Regions from separate parts of the Homo sapiens genome. Here region 1 is linked to region 2. The links are chromatin contacts, found by Hi-C or POLR2A ChIA-PET in ENCODE. All regions are on one chromosome and are shown on one strand. The core of a region is the stretch at or near the end of the contact, and the rest is flanking DNA. Distances in the headings are between cores, read along the strand shown. Region 1 overlaps BCAT1 (branched chain amino acid transaminase 1). Region 2 overlaps BCAT1 (branched chain amino acid transaminase 1).

What was found. A loop is a pair of places that touch in the nucleus more often than their neighbours do. ChIA-PET counts read pairs that join two places held with the same protein, here RNA polymerase II (POLR2A). Pooled maps may share reads with other maps.
Region 1: a loop to region 2 is called in a pooled map, with 11 times the contacts of the local background. The contact joins two enhancer-like sites. A Hi-C loop is called at or near these places in 2 of 37 single-sample maps with no recorded cell type and 12 of 50 pooled maps. POLR2A ChIA-PET finds 5 or more read pairs at or near these places in 6 of 52 experiments (AG04450, GM10248, WTC11 and 3 more).

What each region holds. Positions count from the first base shown.
Region 1 is chr12:24,919,828-24,924,263 of GRCh38, forward strand. All of the region lies in intron 1 of BCAT1 (branched chain amino acid transaminase 1), which reads right to left. Among named protein-coding and RNA genes, the nearest start is that of BCAT1, 27 kb to the right of the region's middle. Within about 2 kb of position 2,529, at least 3 of the 41 ENCODE cell types and tissues checked have a DNase peak (open chromatin) inside an H3K27ac peak, as active enhancers do.
Region 2 is chr12:24,837,130-24,841,450 of GRCh38, forward strand. The region is part of intron 7 of BCAT1 (branched chain amino acid transaminase 1); the gene reads right to left. Among named protein-coding and RNA genes, the nearest start is that of BCAT1-AS1, 19 kb to the left of the region's middle. RefSeq lists a silencer at 2,483-2,672. Within about 2 kb of position 1,587, at least 7 of the 41 ENCODE cell types and tissues checked have a DNase peak (open chromatin) inside an H3K27ac peak, as active enhancers do.

The DNA of each region.
Region 1 (4,436 bases), core at 1,279-3,778, 84 kb after region 2:
ATAGTTTCTGTGGTAGTGAATAATTGTCTCATGTTACCTGATGGTTTTATAAGGGGAAACCCCTTTCGCTTGGTTCTCATTTTCTGTCTTGCCACCACCAGGTAAGAAGTGCCTTTTGCCTTCTGCCATGATTGTGAGGCCTCCCAGCCATGTGGAAATGTGAGTCCATTAAACCTCTTTTTCTGTATAAATTACCCTGTCTTGGGTATGTCTTTATTAGCAGCATAAAAATGGACTAATACACTTACCCTCTCTGTGCTTCCATTTCTCTATCTGTAAAATAATATTAATAATAGAGTTTTATGAGAACTAAATGAGATAAATCATGTAAAGCCTATTTCAGCATCCAGGAAGATCTCAATCTGTGTCAGTTATAATTGTTAAGTTGAAGATTCATATTGAGTCTTTAGACCTTGTGAGGTAATATGGCATGTTTGGAAGCTGCGTTATTTATAATTTTAGAGAGAAGAATGAATCCACAGGAACTCCACCTCTCTGCAAACCGCACTCTGTGGCATGGCTTAATTAGAGGCCTGCTGCAGGGCTGAGAAGTAATGCTTGACCTTAGATGCTCCATAAATCCTCTTGGCAAACTGACCACTCCAGATTTTTATTTTTATTTTCATTTTTTATTTTTGGGGTAGCATATTTTATTTTTGGAGTGTTTCTACCACTATACTAAGAGGGGCTGTTTCCCGAAAAACTCTCAAACCATTTTTCCTCTGCTCTCACACAAAAACAATCAACACGGAAGACTTCTGGACCCCAAAATATATAGGGATTTCTCCCCAGCAGGAAGCAAGCAATCAGTTCTGCAGTGGACACAAGCTAGGTGTCCTCCAATTCAGCTCCAACACTGTCTACCCAGAGATAGCATCAGATCCACAAGTTGAGGGCTCAGTCCCACAAGAGCACCCCGTCCTTCCAACCAGTCATAAGTTCAGGTCTCTGGAACTGCTGACCAACAGGTTTCAAGTTGGGGTTGCCATGACCCCCTCTTCCGGTTTGATTAATTTGCTAGCGTGGTTCACAGAACTGAGGAAGACACTTACATCTACCAGTTTATCACTCAGGATATTTTTTAAAATACAAATAAAAGCCAATGAAGAGATACAAGGTCCAAGTCTGGAAGGGTTCTGAGCACAGGAGCTTTTGTCCTCGTGGAGTTGGGATGTGCCACCCTCCCAGCATGTGAATGAATTTTTGCTTACCTTCCCGTGACCCTCCACGTGTTCAGCACAGGAGGCTCACGGGAAGGTAAAAAACACTTCTTAGAAGCTCCCCAGTCCATTCCCTTTGGATTTTCATGGAGGCTTCATTACATAGGCATGACTGATTAAACCACTGGCCATTGGTGATCAACTTGACCAGCCCCACTCTGAAGCTATCAGTCAACACTAATATACAAAAAGACAGCACTTTGGAGATTCCAAGGATTTTTAGTACTTGTATGCCAGGAAACAGGAACAAAGACCACATATATGTATTTCACAATATCACAGGGACACTGGCTTTTTTTAGGCCTTTCCTCAGATCGCTAGAGCAGCATACAGGAAAACCAGTTTTCCACTAGGGTTCCTTAGATGTTCAGACTTGGTGTGATCCTCCAGTGAGTTAAAACATACCTCCTCCAAAAGTCTGATTCATTTATCTCTCTACTTAGAAAAAACTGCTATGGAAACTCTTTTTCACCAATGATGATGACATACATTTTTCCCAGTAATGTAAGCCCAATATATGCCAGTCTCAATTTACAAGACAGATACATCATAGGATCTTTGATACACATACCTAGGAAGATCTTTGAATTACTTAATAAAACATTCAGGAATATTCCCTCCACCCCAGAGCTGACAAGGAACAACAGTTATAGAAAAATAGTTGTAGAGGCAGTGAATATTTAAGATGGGTTGGTACCTTTTGTTTTAATAGCTTCCATTAGTCACAACTTGATAAACTGTAACATTCCTTTCTAAATCTGCTTCCTGCTCCTTCCTCACCTCTGTCATTTTCTGCAGCAGAATATGTAGTACACATTGGCTCTATAAATTGCCAGGTGCACATCAAAGGAAAGCATGAAAAAAATAGTAATGAAAAAGTAAACCTCCCAAAGGACTTCGTCGTTAGATAAGAAAACTAGCACACATGTGCACACATACACACATACACACACACATACACACTTTAATGAAAGAACTAGGGGTCCTGATAAGCTGGCACATAAACCTGTTGTTCCCATCAAATGAATAATCAAAGATTTGAGAGTTAATTTGAGTGACTGTGTCAGTATTATTCCAACAAAGACATGAGCACACACGCAAACACAAGATTGTTCCTTTTTTTTGAGACAGACTCTCATTACATTGTCCAGGCTGGAGTCCAGTGGCTATTGATAGACGTGATCATAGCGTACTACAGCCTTGAACTCCTAGGCTCAAGCGATCCACCTGCCTCAGTCCCCCAAGTAGCTGGGACTACAGGCATGTGCCACCTTGCCCAGCTACAAGATGGTTTTTACCTGAAGAGTTAATATGATCCGTAATAATAACCACCCACTGTATGACTCATCCTACATCCGGCCCCTAGTTTCACACATATTTCACCATATTTTTCATACTTAAAACAACCCTATAAGGTAGATATCATCATTATTATAGCAACCCATTTTACATATGAGAAAATTGGAAGCAGTTTGGTGATTCTCTAAGTTGATTCACAGGACTCAATACTTTCGACTATAATTTATTACAGGATAAAAATTATGGCCAGGCACAGTGGCCCAGGCCTATAATTCCAGCACTTTGGGAGGCCGAGGCAGGCGGATCACGAGGTCAGGAGATCAAGACCATCCTGGCCAACATGGTGAAACCCCGTCTCTACTAAAAATACAAAAATTAGCCGGTGTGGCAGCGCGCGCCTGTAGTCCCAGCTACTCGGGAGGCTGAGGCAGGAGAATTGCTTGAATCCAGGAGGCAGAGGCTGCAGTGAGCCGACATGGGGCCACTGAACTCCAGTCTGGGCAACAGAGTAAGACTCTGTCTCTCAAAAAAAAAAAAAAAAATTTACAAGGCAAAAATCAGCAAAAGGAAAAGGCACATGGGACAAAGGAAATCAGACATGTGCTTCCCAGAGTCCTCTCCCAGTGGAGTCACACAGGATGCACTTAACTCCTCCAGCAATGAGTTGTGATAATATGTGTAAAATATTACTTACTAGGGAATCTCATTAGACACTCAGTGCCCAAGGTTTTTATGTGGGGCTGTCATGTAAACACCCCTACCTAGCACATCCTAAAATTCCAGACTCCCAGAAGGAAGCAGATGTTCAGCAGAAACTTCATTGTTTGTACAAATATTTTAGGCATCGTGAGCCATTCTTTTCAGGGAATGGTGAGAACCCTCCAGAAATTCAAGTTCCCAGACACCAGACAAGGGCCAACTTTGCAAGCCTTTCTAAGACTAGCAGCCTCAGGCCTGCTTTAATTCTTTTCTACACAGGAGTAGACTGAGAAGCCTTGGTCAACTGTGCAGAAGCAGAGGACGGGGCTGTCACTGAGCAAGGGACATGAAGCATTCAAGTGTGTGTATATATATATTTTAGACAGGGTCTCTCTCTGTCACCCAGGCTCCCAGGCTGGAGTGCAGTGGCACAATCTCAGATCACTGCAACCTCTGCCTCCCAGGATTCTCCTGCCTCAACCTCCTGAGTAGCTGGGACTACAGGCGTGCACCACCATGCCTGGCTAATTTTTTGTTTGTTTTTTGTAGAGTTGAGGTTTTGCCATGTTGCCCAGCCTGGTCTCAAACTCCTGAGCCCAAGCGATCCTCCCACCTCGGCTTCCCATAGTGCTGGAATTACAGGCATAAGCCACCATGCCCGGCCTTCAAGTATATTTCTTATGCTCAAATCAGAGAGAACCAAACTGAGTATCAAGAAGATTGATTGCCTTGACCAAAGTAACACACCTGTCTGCAGAGGGAGAGCTGGTACTAGAACCCAGGTCTTCAGACCACACAGGGCAATTAACAAATATCAGAGTGAAAAGCAGAATCTGCTCAGTCCATCCCCTTCTCTGCCATTAGTGAAGATACTGATCAATTAATTTAATTTTTATTCATACACTATAAGGATTTATTAAAAATCAAACAAAACAAAACAATACAAGTTGATTTTTCACAGGTGGCTTTTTAATCTGCATGATGGCATAATTACAGCACTAGACATTTTCAACCGATTATGTCGATAATATACATTCTCGTTTCCTCCCTTTTTTTCCCCTCAGCTTTCTGACCCATCCTCCCTTTTCTAGAGTGAGAAGACCATAAATTACCAATGATTTATTGAAAAATACTGCCTTTGAGTAATTCTTAGTAACTTGTAAGAAAATAACAGTAACAAATTATAATGAGAGGAGGGAGAGAAAGAGAACCCCTTCT
Region 2 (4,321 bases), core at 337-2,836:
GGGGAGGGAAGGAAGGAAAGTTATCTAATCATCTTCAGTTTACCCTTAACCAGTAAAATAATGAGATGGTTTTCCACCAACAAACAGTAAGAGTTATTGCATGGTCTTAAGAGGAATATTCTGAAGTGAAAATTTACCTTAGCAGATGAAAGGTGGTTACTAATTAGAATAATGTAGATAGGGTCTTACTCAGAAAAACTGGTCATTACCAAACCTTCTAAGAATGCTATGGAGGAGGCTATCCCCAAGAAGTGTGCGTGCCTACTCAGGCTGGTCACTGCTTCCACGCTGCCCTTGGAAAGTCTAATTTTTTTTTTTTTTTTTTTTTTTTAGGTTACCCAGGCTGGAGTGCAGTGGCACCATCTCAGCTCACTGCACCCTCTGCCTCCCAGGGTCAAGTGATTCTCCTGCCTCAGCCTCCTGAGTAGCTGGGATTACAGGTACGCGCCACCACGCCTGGCTAATTTTTGTATTTTTAGTAGAGACGGGGTTTCACCATGTTGGTCAGGCTGGTCTCGAACTCCTGAGCTCAGATGATCTGCCCACTTCGGCCTCCCAAAGTGCTGAGATTACAGATGTGAGCCACCGCACCCAGCCTAAGAGTCTATCTTTAGTGATTTTCAAACCTGGTGGAGCATCAGCAACAAGTATGGAGATGCTGCCTTTGCTCTCTGAGATTCAAATGTAATGGGCTTATCAGAGTGAGCTCAAGCACGTGTACGGTTAAAAAAGAAGACATTCAAGAAACAAAACTCCAAAGCTGAGCTACTGCTCTACTGTGAGATGACTGCAGACATCCCTAACTACTGTGAGGTCTAGTAGGACAATTGTTCACAGGCATCATGCATGATCCATCAGCTGCACAAGCTCTCCTTACAGTACCCTCTGGCACTCAGCATCTCCCTTTCCTCCCCACTTCTGACACCCAGGAGTCTGAATCTAGTGAGTCCTGACACTGAGGCCACCACCCTCTCCCTCAATACATGGTGGTTCTAGGCTCGCCCACTCCACTGGGGTTACATCAGACATGCCCAACAATCAAGCTCTATCTGGAATACCAAACTCTATCTTCATCCTTCTATCCTCAAAACTGGGCATTGTGCCTAGCCCAGAGTGTATATAATAAATGTTTTTGAGTAAAAAATAAACGAATAAGTTATCTTTGCTAGGATACAGCAGTATGGCTTTTTTGAATTTTGTTTCTGAAAATCATCTGCTGAAAATTGCTTTCTGGAAAGGAGAAAATTTGTTCTTGGCAATGTTCTTAGGGCTACTCTTTGTCATGTTTAGAAGTGTTGATGATCTCAAAATAAACATGTGTTTTGCAATAGCTAGCCAACTAGATACATAAATGTATGGATCTATTTGTGTGTGTATATATATGTACACACACACACACACTTCCAGTGCCCCCAAACCGGACCTTTCCTAAAGCTTGCTGAGCCCTGAGACTACATGAAGTTAAATGAAAACAGCAGCCCCGCATGTGCAAGTGCTGTTTTGTGAAACATGTTTAACACCCAGAACTGTAACCACTAGCCTGAGGTCAAGGAACAGAACATCTGCTTCTCTGGTTGCCAGACAGAGATGATGACATGACAACATTTGGGTGAGAAATATTCATTTTCCTCTGCAACCACAAACATACTTACAAGAGCCAGAAATCACTCCAGATTGCCCAACATGAGGAAAACAGAACCTACAAATGCAGCTTGTTTTTGACAAAGAAGTCATTTTTAGGAGATGAGGAATTTAGAAGCAATAACAGCAGGATTCATCTGTGACTTCCCAAAGTCAAACACTAATGGAAACCAGGAATGTAGGTCTGCATAAGTGCCCTAAACACCATCAGCACAATTAGCCATTTATTCTACAAATACATATTGAGTGCTGTTTACCGTTTTAAGCTCTATGAATACAGCAGTGAACAAAACTGACATATCTCCCTGCTTACTTTCTAATAGACACAGGTAAACATTTATTGTGTTGATAGTATGTTAGACTACACAGGGGGAAACAAAGAAGGAAAAGCAATGGAGAATGCTGGAATGCTGAGGAGAAATGGGAAATGGAGTTTATGATTTTGATTAAGAGCTCAAGGAAAGCCAGACTGAGAATGGGATTTGTAAGCAAAGATTTGGAGGATGTCAAAGAGCAAGCGGTACAGACATCTGAGGAAGAGTGCTCCAAGTCGAGTCCGTATACACGCCTGACGTGTCCGAGAAGACTCATGATGTGGCCTGAGCAATACCGAGATTCACTGCTGTGGTTGTTTTCCCAAAGTGACTGTGAACTCAACCACAAGGCCTGGGTCTTATTTTTCAGGGTATCTCCAGGGTCCAGGATATGATACAATGCTTTGTTCAAATGGTGAATAGCAAGCGTATGGGTTAAATTACTCATCAACAGAGTGATGATGTGTGATCTTGCCACCATGGGTGCTGTTACTGAAATCAAAACTCCCATGAGTTACAAGCTGAGTGCCACACATAGTGACTGTGCACAGCACTGTGCTTTGAACACACACTATCCACCACCCCATCCACCTTCCTGCACCAGCCATCTCAACCAACAGGAGCAGTGTGTGTGGGCGCTCATGAAAAGACGGCAGGCTATTACCGAAAGAACTCTGTTTATACCTCCTATCGGTAACGTTTGTGAAAATCAGTATTGTGCTGATTTTCAACTCGTTTGTTCATTGTATTTTCTTAAAATCATATGATATAAATCAAAGTTACTTCAGAATTGCATGTCTTTTTTTTTAGCCCAAAGGTTTTTCCTAACATTCTATTTACTTCAAATATATATTCTATTTCCTTTCTCCTTATTCTGAATTTTATTTGTTCTGTTAGATGAACATCCCCAAAGTGAAGGAGTATATTAAAACTAAAGTTATCCCAGGCAACCATAATCTGAATAGTAACTAACAGTCTTAAGGTCTTGTATATTTTGCAAGAGGCAGAAGACAAACTCACTCATTTCTATTCTGACCTTTAAAAGCCATGGTGGAAATGTTTCATGATTATTGTTTGGATAAAGAACAATTTTCCACCAGGACAGTTTCTGGTGTTTCTGGTTAAATCATGTAGCTCTGATTCAGAGTGTACTTAAATTCTGACATCTCCCATCCATAAAAATAATGATGGTACCACCTCTGAATGATGTAACTGTTTTTGTTTTGAGCTGTGTGGTTTTTTGGTGGAGTTTGGGGTGGGGGTAAGAGTGGGCAGATGGGAAGAAGGGTTGAATCGGCCTATTATCTTCTAAGTGCAGAGGTCAACACTGGCTACAATCTTCCAAGTGTAGCTTTTGTTATATGTCACATACAGTAACTCAAATTTATAAATCATAAATATTCCTGTATAAATTTTATTTTCAAACAGTGCCAAGTACAAACAGCAGGAATGGAAGGATGAGAATGATCTGTATCTGGTTTTTCATATGCCAAGGACTACCAATGGCCAAGCCCAGGACAAGGCTTACTCACCATATCTTCTGTTTATTCTACCTCTGACTGCAGTATAAGACTCATCTTGTTAGTCTCTGCAACTAACACTAAAATTAGTACTTAGCTCTGAATTCAGCCACATCTAAATTACCATTTTCCTCTTTTTGTAGCCAAATAACATTAGAGCAAGAGAGGCTACTGTAGCTACTTTCAAATATAAACTGCATTTTAAAAAATTTAATTGAAACTACTAACACTGAGACTTCATAAGTATTTGGAAACATCATTTATATTTCTAGTCTCTATAATTACTACTGTGAAATGAACAACCTAAGAATGTAAACAAGTCTAAAAATACGCTTCTAAATTTGGTATGATTATCAAAATTCTAATAGAAATAAATGCCTGTTTTTCTCCCACCGTTGGCCATTTAATTCAATATCATACACGTTGCCAACACTTCACTGAACCCCTATGGTCTCTGCCAACTAATAAAAAAAAACAGCAAAGAAAAGTAATGAGTACTCAGGATATTAAAGATAATAGAGAAATATTGATATCTATAGTGGATATATGAAATTGTCTTGAATGAACCAGGATCTAGTTACAATCCCAAGATACATTGATTTATCTTTTAAAATGGTGCTCTTTAATCAGATTGAGTTCTAGAGTAAATTTGGAGAGATTGTGATACATTTTCAAAATATGTAGAAAAGGCAACAATTGTTAAAACAATTACAGCCAGAGAGTACACAAAATCCTTCCAGTAGAATCAGTACACTGCATTTATTACTCTAGCATTTTATATACGGTATATGGTGAATGACCATTGACCTGATCTGAGACCTGTGTCTCAATGCAAGGTGTTCAGAT